Regions from separate parts of the Homo sapiens genome. Here region 2 is linked to region 1. The links are chromatin contacts, found by Hi-C or POLR2A ChIA-PET in ENCODE. All regions are on one chromosome and are shown on one strand. Each heading gives the region's core, a stretch centred on a gene start or an enhancer-like site at or near the end of the contact. The rest is flanking DNA. Distances are from core to core; before and after follow the strand shown.

Region 1 (5,783 bases), core at 2,218-4,717:
GGAGTGTCTTAGGTTTATGTTCATGCATTAAATATAAAGAAATCTATGATTTTTAAAAAATTAACTATATTGAGGTATAATTCACTTACAATCATATGCACTCATTTTAAATGTACATTTCTTGAGTTTTGATGCATTAATAAACCCATGTAACGACCACCACAATTGAGAAATCATATATCTTCATTATTTTCCCCAATTTTCCTTTGTGCCTTTTTCTAGTTAATTCCTTCTCCTTCTCCTCCACCTCCACCCCAGCCCCATGGGGGTAGCCATGAAGGTACACCTCTTGGATCTTTTCTCTCCAATTAGCTGCCAGGAGTGCTATTGGCCTCCTGCTGCAGCAGCAATGGGATCCACCACAGCACAGGAACCCAGACTGGCCTCCAGCCAATGACTGGGAGCAGCAAGGAAACTACAGCCCAGACATGTCTGCCTAATGCATGACTCCTCAACAAGTAACCTTTGTTGGAAGCCAAGACTTTCTTGTAACTGCACTGTAATCTGTGGCTATTCCTACCCAATTCTCCTTCCTTCTGCCTCCCTTTGAAGTGATATCACAACTACATTGTGGTTTTTCCTTGCCTGGTTTTTCTCCTGTTCTCTTTCTACCTTTCATAGCTATTGCCTGCAATAAATCTCTTGTGGATGGTTGTAATTCTAACACCATCTTGGAATCAGCTTCCTGAATGACTGAACTGATGCCTCTACCTCCAGCAAGCATGGATCTTGTTGTTACCATGGATGACATTTGTCTTTTCTGGAATTATAGTATGTACTGATTTGTGCCTGGCATCACACAGCATGATAGTTTTGAGATTCATCCATGTTGTTGAGGTTATCAGTAGTCCATTCCATTTTTGTTGCTAAGTAGTATTCTGCTGTATGAATACAGCACAATTGTTGATTGATTATTGTGTTGTTACCAGTTAGAGCTATTAAGAGTAATGCTATCGTGAATAATTCTGTACAAGTCATTGTATGAACATATGCTTCCATTAATCTTAAGTAAATACCTAGGGGTAGAACTTACAGATGAAGAAACAGAAGTACAGCATGTAAGTGACTTTGCACAAGTAGGCAGCACAGGTTTTCTGACTTTAAATCTATGCTCTTAACTCCTATGCCGTATTGTTCTTCATGGGAAGAAAAGCTATTTTTCTTGACCCATTTAAACTTTCCATAATGTTTAATCAAAATATTCAATATTTAAGTTAAAAACAGCAAAATCTGGGATACAAGGTGTACCAACCTCAAGTAAACATGCCAGGTGTTTGGAAAAGTAGAAGAATAATGAACCTTACTACATGCAAACTGTGCAATAGTTACATGTAGAATGCATCTCAAAAAAAAAAAGGTTCCTGGAAACCACAGTGCTATGAAAAGATAATCATAGAAAACAAGGATAAATTTGAATACCACATACTCATTTTAAGAAAAATTTTCACTGAGAGAAAAAATTTAAAGCAAGTTGATGGCATATAAACATCCTTGAAATTCTTCAAGTGAATACAAATTAGTTGAGTTAAGCATTCAGATAATTTGGGTCCTTCTCAGGTGGCCTAGCAAGTTAGTCAAAAGATAAGACCTGTAATCAAGCTGCCCTCTCTCATTACCGTCGTTAAACTGCATAGGTAGACATAATAATCGACTTGAATAATGTACCATCAAACAACATTAAATAGTCTATCAGATCACACTGCTTATAGTACACATTAACTACTCATATGCTTTACTATCTAAAGCAGGGTTGTCCAGTCTTTTGGCTTCCCTGGGCCATATTTGAAGAAGAATTAATTGTCTTGAGCCATGCATAAAATACACTAACACTCATGATAGCTGATGAGAAAAAAACAAAAACAAAACAAACAAAAAATTCATAATGTTTTAAGGAAGTTCACACATTTGTGTTGGATCTCATTCAAAACCATCCTGGGCCGCTTGTGGCCCATGGGCCACGGGTTAGACAAACTTGATCTAAAGCAATACCATCCATTATAATTATTCTGTGAGCCAATTATGTAATTTTAAATTTTCTAGCCACCACATTTAACAAATTAAAAAGAACCGGGTGAATTTTATATTTTATTTGATACAACTTATTCAAAATGTTATAGTTTCTACATGTAATCTATAAAAAAATTACTGAGAAATTTTATGGGTTTTTTTCATAATATGTCTTGAAATCTGTTGTGTATTTTACCCCTATATCTCAACTCAGGCTAGCTACTTTTGAAATGCTTGATAGCAACATGTGTCTAGTCACTATGGTATTGTACAGAGTAGGTGTAGAGATCAACAGGAAACATTTATTGAGTACCTATATAAGAAATTATACTAGATACCAGGGAAACCAAAAAGAAAAAAAGTCATCTGTAAGAAGTTTAGCAGGAGCAACACAGTGAACAGATTCCAGCAGAGATTATGGCAGAGATTACTGTGATCTTGGGCAAAAGTGTGTATCTTAGGAATTTAAGATTTAAGAAAGAATTTTAGGCATGAACTATATGACAAACATACATAAAGGCAGGAGAAGCCTGCTATGCTCTGGTGACAATGGATCAACCAGTATTAGAGAATTCACATGATAGATACTGAATTTCCTGGATGCTCAGTGGTTAGCTAAGTCTTAAGTTTATGAATGAACAAATGACACAAGATACAACATTAGAACGAGGATGGAGAAAAAATATAAAATCTTTAAAATATCAGTCAAACGACAAATTCCAGCTTCTTATGAATGAAGAGCCAGTTAAATACGTTTGAATGAAAAATGACGTGTGAAGTGATATATGTGGCAGTTAAAGTTAACCAGGAGAGAAAGCTAAACTACCGCTGCACAGGCTCAGCATCTATTGCACTAATCTAGGCATGAGTTGTGTCCTATCCAAACCTTCATAATGGAAGAGATGGGGGAGAGAATGAAAGAGAGATTGGAAAAAACAAGGATCCTAAAATCATCTTATGGCTAAATTTGAGAGGGAGGGAACTATGGAGGCATCAGTGATTTATATGGTTTATATTGTAGGTCATGGGAAGTCATAAGAAAAATTCTGGTGCCAATGGTGATAACTGATATGAAGGGACTCCTTGCTTGAAGGAAAAATTAAGTTAAACTGAGACCTGTTGAAATCAAAGTAGTAGTGTGATATCTAAATAAAAATGTGTAGCGTGCAAAGAGAAATATGAGAGTGTGTATCAGGCAAGAGATCTGGCTAGAAATGTAGGCAAAGGGATAAATAGTCATAAGACTATAAGGCATTGCGGAGGGAAGAGGAAAAGCTTGGAGAATGAGTCAGAAATCCACACAATAGATTAAAGATTTAAGTTGTGAGAAAGTTTTTATGGAGAGTGTTCTGGGGAATAAATTAGAGATTAATAAAAGAATAAAAAATCAACCAGGTAGAAAGGGCATGCATCCTGGTGTGTGCAAACATGTATAGCTGCATGAATGTCAAGTTTACTATCTTACGTGGCTATATCACTATGCAAACTATAGCCTTTCATAGTACGTAAGTGAAAGCATTAGAGGATTATCTGTGTAGTCCTAAAATCCTTTGTGAATACATCACATTGTCCTATTACATTCTTGCCCATGTTTTACATAACCAGACTGACTGTAATATGAGTATTGTGTGTGCCCTTTGTTAATAAATCCTTGTATAAACCCCACAAGGATTTCTCTAAAGACAAACCTGGCTTGCTAAATATTACTCACTCCAGGCTAAATTTTAATAAATTCCATAAAACACTATCAGATATATTCCTGAGACTTTTGTATTTTAAGTGCTGTCTTTTCCTATTTGGTATTTGCATTGGTTACTTTTGTGGGGTGTGCTGGTTTCTTCCTTCTTCCCCTTCAGACACTCCACCCCACTCCTGCACTGTGCCTGGAGAAGATGAATTGTACTGACTACACCACGGTTTTTCAACCTTGGCAGTAATGACATTTTTTAACTGGATACTTTGTTGTGGAAGGATGTCCTGTGCATTGTAGATGTTTAAAAAAATCCCTCAGTGAATCATAGTAGCACTCCACTCCTCTCCCTTCCTCCCCTGAGCTGTGATAACCACTAATGTTCCCTGGGAGCACAATTGGCCCTGGATTAGAACCACTGCTACATCAATGCACTCCTTTTGTCTACGCTGTGAGTTTGGCCAGTGGAAACACCACAAAGAGGAAACAGGGAGGGAGGAAAGTAAGGTCAGGTGATCCATTTTCCAGATATTGACTATTCTCGCCCTGCTAGGCCAGTGCAGGCAGGTGGTATCAGTCCAAAGATCACACAGCTCAAGTCAGGCAGCCGTCTTCACATAGGACTTGCTTGGTCATCTCTCCTTCCTTTCTCCCTCTTTTTCTGATAAATGGTAATCTCCCTGTTCATTTAGTTCATTTTGGCCTAGTGGTTATAACGGTGCTCGCTGTTGCCATCCTAAAGTATTGCACTATTCCGTGTGTTTTTCCTAACCCGGTCTAAACCTTCGTAATTAGTCCCTTTATAAAGTCTCCTCCAACTACCAAATTTGTGTGCACTGTTTGTTTTCAGCAGGAGTTATAATTGATATGATGTAAGTACATATCAAAGTATTTACAGAAAAGCAAAATTCCAAATATTGAGATGTTTTCTCTGTATTGGCCCCAATCATTGGAATGTTTTGTGCATACAACTTTATAATAATCACTGACACCTATATTATTTTCATACTTTGATTTGCTCAATGAATGCTAGTTATAAAAAACAAGATCATTTAAAATACTTCCTTGCCTTTATTATTCTCAGGTGAAATGGAGATATGAATTTATAATAAAGAGTGACAAGTTAGTGGAATTGTAAAATAACATTATACTCAAAAAAGAAGAATAGAGATTGTAAAGAAATGAGATTGAGTCCGTAAGTAATGTATAACTGTCTCAGTATTTCATTGTCATACCTTATAAGTAAGCAGGGAAGTACAAATAGATGTGTACTTATTAATTTAGTCTTTCAGTCACTCATTGAGTCAATCAATTCTTGAGGCCAATTGTTTTTGAAGGCACTGATTGTGCTAGATACTGTGGATGTTACAAAGGTGAATAAAATGTCTTAATCTGAGGAAGAATTTACAATCTACACAGGCATGAAAAAACAAGGAAGAGTGTAGGTGAAAGGGAAATTTGAATGTGAAATCACCAAGGTCACAAAGCATGTCTCCTCAGTGCTAGCGAAGGACTATATAATAGGCTCACAAAAATATTTGTTTAAAATGTAATTAAATGAAATTTGAAGAAAGCAGAAAATGTCTCACAATGCTATGTGGAAGTTATTAGAATAACACCCCCTTCCCAGTTCCTAATTGCATTCCTGGCATATCTTATGTACATTAATCTATAATTAAATGAAACATTAACTGCTTTATTAATGGCTACTTTAGAAGGAGTGCATTCATTAAGGATTATTTTGAAATACAAATAATTTCCCCATAAATCTTACATTCACATATTTGGATTCTGAGTTTTACCCAAGTGGCACACAACCATAATTTGTAGGACAGGTGAAATAAAGTTCCTACTATTCTGGTACTGTATCTAGACTGAGCTTTACATATTTTTAATAGCTTTTTTTTTTTTTTTTTGAGACAGAGCCTTGCTCTGTCACCCAGGCTGGAGTGCAGTGGCGTAATCTCACCCTACTGCAACCTCCACCTTCTGAGTTCAGGCGATTCTCATGCCTCAGTCTCCCGAGTAGTTGTGATTACAAGCATGAGCAACCGCATCTGTCTTTCTTTTCTTTCTTTCTTTCTTT
Region 2 (5,783 bases), core at 1,775-4,274, 46 kb before region 1:
AATTTCTTTGACTGTTTCTATAAATCTTTATTCCTCAGATATTCCTTTAAACCAGTCTTACCAGCTTATTGGCTCCACTACTAATTAATTAGTTGAATAAAATCTTTGAAATGTGTTTATGTTTGTATAAAAACCATCTTCTTTACTTTTCAAAAACTATACTTGAGCACACTGTGAAAAGATAAATTGCTAGGTTCAACTGAGGAACTGAATAATTTTTTCCTCTTTTAGTTTTAACATTCTACACAATCTAAATTATTTTAAAACTCAGAAAATGCTTTAAGCTCATATTTATAGACTTCCCAAGTAGTACAATCTGTTAACTGAGGTAGGTAAGTAAACGTCCTTGAAAACTTCCATAAATGATGGTGAATAAATTAAAAAGGTGGAAACAATTTTCCAGGTCTCTGAGCCATATTCAATATAATGAATCCTGAATAGGAGTTCAATGAAAAGATTAGGTAGATTTTTTTTAAAAAAAACCCATATCCCATGGGATCCTGCTGTAAGGTACTTTTATAAATTATACTGATTATACTGTCTCATTTCTCTGTCTATTTGCCATGTGTTATATACTTTGGTGATCTTTGAGAAAGCATTTAACCTATTACAGGCATTTTTTTCCCCTAAAGTACAAGTAGGTAGGTCAAAAGAACAGCAAGGACAATGTCTATCCACCCAATCTGGTGGCCTCCGAAGGACAAAAGCCAGAGTTAATCTAAAGCAATCAAGGAGTCTGACCACCATGGAAGCCCTGAGGAAGTGGCTGCTGTATTTCCCTTTTCAAGAGCTTTTCGTATACAGCGTCTATCCACTCTCCTATAGAGATGAAGTTAACTCCCTAGACAACTATCACCTGTCCCCAATCCCCACCCCTCCACTTGACATACAAACCCAAAGAGATTAATTAACATTTGTTCCAGGAAGAGACACAGACAAAAACATCCGATATTGGAATATTCCTTCGTGAATAAATATAAAACTTATGGAGAGGGAGGAAGATATTTTGAAAGGAAAAAAATCATTGGACTTTATTGCTCAAAGCCAAAAGAAATTGTTTTTTGTGGCAAAAGTAAAACAAGGTAATTTTGTACTGTGTGCTGTATTTCTGGCAATTATCTGTTATCTTAAGAGGCTTATATAGAAAGAACAATTGTACCTACTTTCACAGCATGCTCTGAGGATCTAAGGACCCTCAACAAATAGTTTTCATGCTACAAGCAGGCACTTATTTAGGCACAAATAGGATGGGATTCTTTTTTTAACTGTAGTATAAATAATTTTATATAATACAGTTATATAGGCTTTTTTAAACAAAATACAGTCAGATTTTAAATCTCTCTATTCTAAGATAGACACTTCACAATTTAAATTCAAGACTCCTTGTTTCTTGAAGACATCTATGAAAGCAAATGTTTTTGAGAACTTGGCTGAATCTGAGTCCATTCCGATTAGCAGATTCCACATTCACTTTTGAGCCATGACTTAGAAGCTATCAAGACATTATGTAGCAACCTTTTTCTCAGTATTCCAGGAAAATAAAAATGTGCATGCATTAACTCAATAGGTATTCAGATGTTTCCCATTAGTAAGTTGTGACCATGCAATAAAAACCATGCTCACCAATATTCCCCAATAAACTTCAAGATTTGTAAGCTCATGCATACCCACATTTATGTTAAAATTTGAAATAATGAAATATTTTTGCATTGTGAAAAATAGATATATATGCATTTTGTGACCAAAACCATCACCACAGTTCCATTGCTGTTGTTGTTCTTCTTCTTATTATTATTATTATTATTTTTGGTTTGTTTGTATCTGGCACATTTGGGGTTATAAATCACAAATAACATAAATAAGATAATGTTAATCTCCTTCTTACAAAATCCAATGGCTTCCCACAAGTCTATATATAATATGCAAATTTCTTACTATAGCTTATAAGATCTGGAATAATTTTTCCTATCTCCAGCCTTCACCTCTTCTCACATTCATCATATTCTAGCTAATCAGGACTCTTTTATGTCATAAAATATGCTAGATTTGCACACCCTTAAAGCCTTCATATACGAGTTTGTTCTGCCTTGGATACCTCTGTTCCACATTCCCGAACATTCTCTCTCTCATCACACAGCTGGACCCTTTCACCCTCCTGATCTCAATTGAAATGTGACCTTCCTGTATAAACTTTCCATGAGCTGGCTTGTCTGACTGAACCCAAATGGCTAATGGATTTTCTTTCCCGTTACATGCTCTCTAATTTATGATGCTTTGCTTGGGGGGAAAATGAGAGGTGGGAGTCTGTTTACGGAACATGGAAGTCCTTTTGCAGAGGTACAAGAGTGGAAATGGCTGTTCCCCAGCCTGGCTCTCTGAGTCAGACCTGACATCCACAGAGAGAGCACTGCAGTAACTGCAAACGCTTCTGTTTTGATTGTGGTAATTGGAACAATCAGGGCACAAACTGCAAGGTCACTGGCAAGGGTAGCAGCAGGCATGATTCCTCCCTTAGTAATTTTAAAGCAGCAGATTTCAAAAGGGAAAACCAAGCAGATGAAAGTGAGCAGATTTGTTCTTCAGCACATGTGAGATACCCTTGGAGATGCCAATAAATCACTGGAGAGACTGTGAAGGAGGCTTAGGCCCTGCAGATGAAGTTAGTGATGGAGGGAAATCGTGTTTATCCTCGGGCTGTCAGGTCTGAAATACCTGGGTTAAGTAAATGGCCTCTGGGATGGTCACAGTCGGCAATTATTAGCAGTTACAGATCCATCTCTATGCCAAAACAGATAACAGCATCCAGGAATTATCCAAAGTCACAAATCAGTGTCAGTGTCTTGTCACTCACCCACGTAGTGCTTTTCCCTTCCTCCTAGTTACTTAATGGATAAGGGCACATTGTCAAATAAACAAACAAGTGAGGATAAATGTTGCTCCGAAATTTAAGGTGAATCATTAGTCAGACTTGGTATCGTCATGGAATTTGGTCTGTTTTCTAACTAGCTTTATTTTAGCACAGCCATAAATCTGGCTGTAATTGTCTTTAACTCCGATGACTCATACATCTAAGCATTTCATTTAACTTTCAACCGTGAAAAATTCCAACTGATTTGGCAATATGAATGTGCTCTTACATGCATATGATCATATGATGCTGTCAGTACAACATCTGTTTTTGTTCTTGGGATGTTGATGGACTATCATGAACCATCTTATAACTTTCCCAGTCCCCTTTAAGTCCAAGAGGATACAACTGAGAAGGCAGGTAGAGTTTTTGGTCAGTGGCTAGGTTTTTCCTGAATATCAAACAAATTGCCTGGTATGAGAATTTAACAGAATATGACCACAATTTTTTTAACAGATTTATCTACTTGAAACATCGCCTCAGTCAATGAAGAAACTTATGTTCTATAACTAATAATAAAAGATCATTTGTAACTGAAATATGACAAATTGCTGTTTTAATCATGAGGATTACCATTTAGAACAGCTAGGTAAACATTTACTTTTTAATCCGGAAATAAGTTAAAGCAAATAATAAAAATTTATATTTAAATCACACAACATGTTTTATCATGAATAATAAATGTTTTTAAAGTTTAAAAATGTACTTGTTACCTTGTGGGTATTCCTGAACATGATTAGGATTTTTATTTCTCCAAGTATTTTTATTCACTCACAGAATCAAAATGTCAAGGCTATATAAGTTTTCATCAAGTGCTAATTTAGCATCTAAGTTTTTATTAATTAATTTGTAAAGGAAATAATAATGAGAGTCAAAGGAAGAAGCATCTCCTGTGGTGAGCTCCATTTCCAGATTCCAACGAAACCATTAAAATATTTATGGCACTGAGGCTGAATCAGACGGGTCTTGTGTACTCTCTTGTGTGGCCATATTGTGTAGCAACAGTGGGTTTCGAATAATAAGATTCAGTCATCCATTTAGACTCCAATTGGAGCTCAGGCAACTTCAATTTGTGATTATAATGATTAACTTCAAAAAGATGCACTATTTGTAGACCTATGTTGAAACTTATGCAGTGGAACTAAAAAGCCACCTATTTTTATAATAAAAAGGCACAAATACGCAAATGCAAAAGAAATTCATTGGAAAATCTTGAACGTTTCAAATATAATTATCACAAATGCAAATATAAAATAACAATATGTTTGTTAATATTATACTTTCATTTAATCAGTTCTTCTAAGTAAGGCAAATATATGAATTTTTTAATATACAAAAATACCCCCCCAAAACTCCATTAAGTATATCTATATGACCATTGGGTAAGATTTTTTATGATTATTAGTATGGGAAAATTGTGACTGTTTAGATATATTAAATATATTAAGTAATATATTTAATGATTTAAGATTGTTAAATAATTTATATTAAAATTGAAACCTCATTTTGCCAGTATTAAAAATTTCAAAATTTAAATACATATGACACCAATGCATACAATGTTACTTTGTCCTGAACATAAGTTTTAAAAGAATTTAAGTTTAAATATTCTCCTAAATGCTTTGTGAGACTTAAGATAAAAAACAGTTCCTCAGAACTCCTGACAAAGGGGGGCAGTAAAGAAGCAAAAAGATTTTTATGGAGTTCAGGGAAAGCTGAAAGGCCTTTGTGTACATTCCCTATTTTCTAAACAGTAAATGATGGATTGCATTTTAGGCAGACTACAAAATTGCTAAAATTAAATGTTGGGATGGAAATGTGGAATGCAGAGTTTGCAACCCCCTTTTAATTTAATATTTTCAAAGAATTAAGAGAAATTATTATATTTTATTTTATAAAATATTATATTTAAAATTACTCAATTCTAAATGAATGTTATTGCAAACCTAGGCTTATAAGAAGAATGCATTTAGAAGCCCTAGATAACATACAATATAAAAATAATATTTGCAAATTATGCATTTGTTTTCTTTTCTTTCTTTTTTTTTTTTTTTTTGAGATGGAGTTTCGCTCATGTTGCCTAGGCTAGAATACAGTGGCACAATCTCGGCTCACTGCAACCACCGCCTCCTGGGTTCAAACGATTCTTCTGCCTCAGCCTCCCCAGTAGTTGGGATTACAGGTATGTGCCACCATGCCCGGCTAATTTTGTATTTTTAGTAGAGATGGAGTTTCTCCATGTTGGTCAAGCTGGTCTTGAACTCCCGACCTCAGGTGATCCACCCGCCTTGGCCTCCCAAAGTGCTGGGATTACAGGCCTGAGCCACCGCGCCTGGCCTGTTTTCATTTTAAGTGTAGTTGTCTAGCATTTTCAATACATTCCCCCCCGTTTGACAAATTTTATCTTGCCATTTAGCTAATGGGCAAGCAAAAAATTAAGTGGAATAATTGGACAGAACAATTATCTGGTAACCTAAACAATGGTAACATGAGATAGGTATTTTATGCATTGTTTGGACTTATAAACTATCTAGTGTTCTAATAATAGACATAATGGTTTATTCAACTAATAGCTACTGTCATCCTTAGAGGTTATTAACAACTCAAAGTAGTGAATTACATCCAACTAAAGGGTGCTTTTGTATAGACATTTGTTCTTATTGCTGGTCACTTATTCTTCAAATATCTTTTAGGCACCATTTACAAAGATGACCAGAGGTACAAAATCTGCATATATAATAGAAAGAGCCAGGTAGTCATTCAATAAAAGAAGGTATATAGTACCAGGAAAAGATTTTTATCTTAGCCTAAGGCAGTCTGAATTCTCAAGCCCAAAGCACATAAATTTGTTGGAATTATTTCAATTTCTAGTCAC

Evidence for each region. A loop is a pair of places that touch in the nucleus more often than their neighbours do. ChIA-PET counts read pairs that join two places held with the same protein, here RNA polymerase II (POLR2A). Pooled maps may share reads with other maps.
Region 2: a map of endothelial cell of umbilical vein shows a loop between it and region 1 (6-fold over the local background). The contact joins two enhancer-like sites. A Hi-C loop is called at or near these places in 3 of 168 maps with a recorded cell type or tissue (PC-9, breast epithelium and endothelial cell of umbilical vein) and 2 of 50 pooled maps. POLR2A ChIA-PET finds 5 or more read pairs at or near these places in 1 of 52 experiments (activated T-cell).

The regions. Positions count from the first base shown.
Region 1 is chr4:89,796,829-89,802,611 of GRCh38, forward strand. The region is part of intron 4 of SNCA (synuclein alpha); the gene reads right to left. Among named protein-coding and RNA genes, the nearest start is that of SNCA-AS1, 37 kb to the right of the region's middle. Within about 2 kb of position 3,468, at least 2 of the 41 ENCODE cell types and tissues checked have a DNase peak (open chromatin) inside an H3K27ac peak, as active enhancers do; they include endothelial cell of umbilical vein, where a contact is called at or near this core.
Region 2 is chr4:89,750,832-89,756,614 of GRCh38, forward strand. All of the region lies in intron 4 of SNCA (synuclein alpha), which reads right to left. Among named protein-coding and RNA genes, the nearest start is that of SNCA-AS1, 83 kb to the right of the region's middle. Within about 2 kb of position 3,025, at least 9 of the 41 ENCODE cell types and tissues checked have a DNase peak (open chromatin) inside an H3K27ac peak, as active enhancers do; they include endothelial cell of umbilical vein, where a contact is called at or near this core.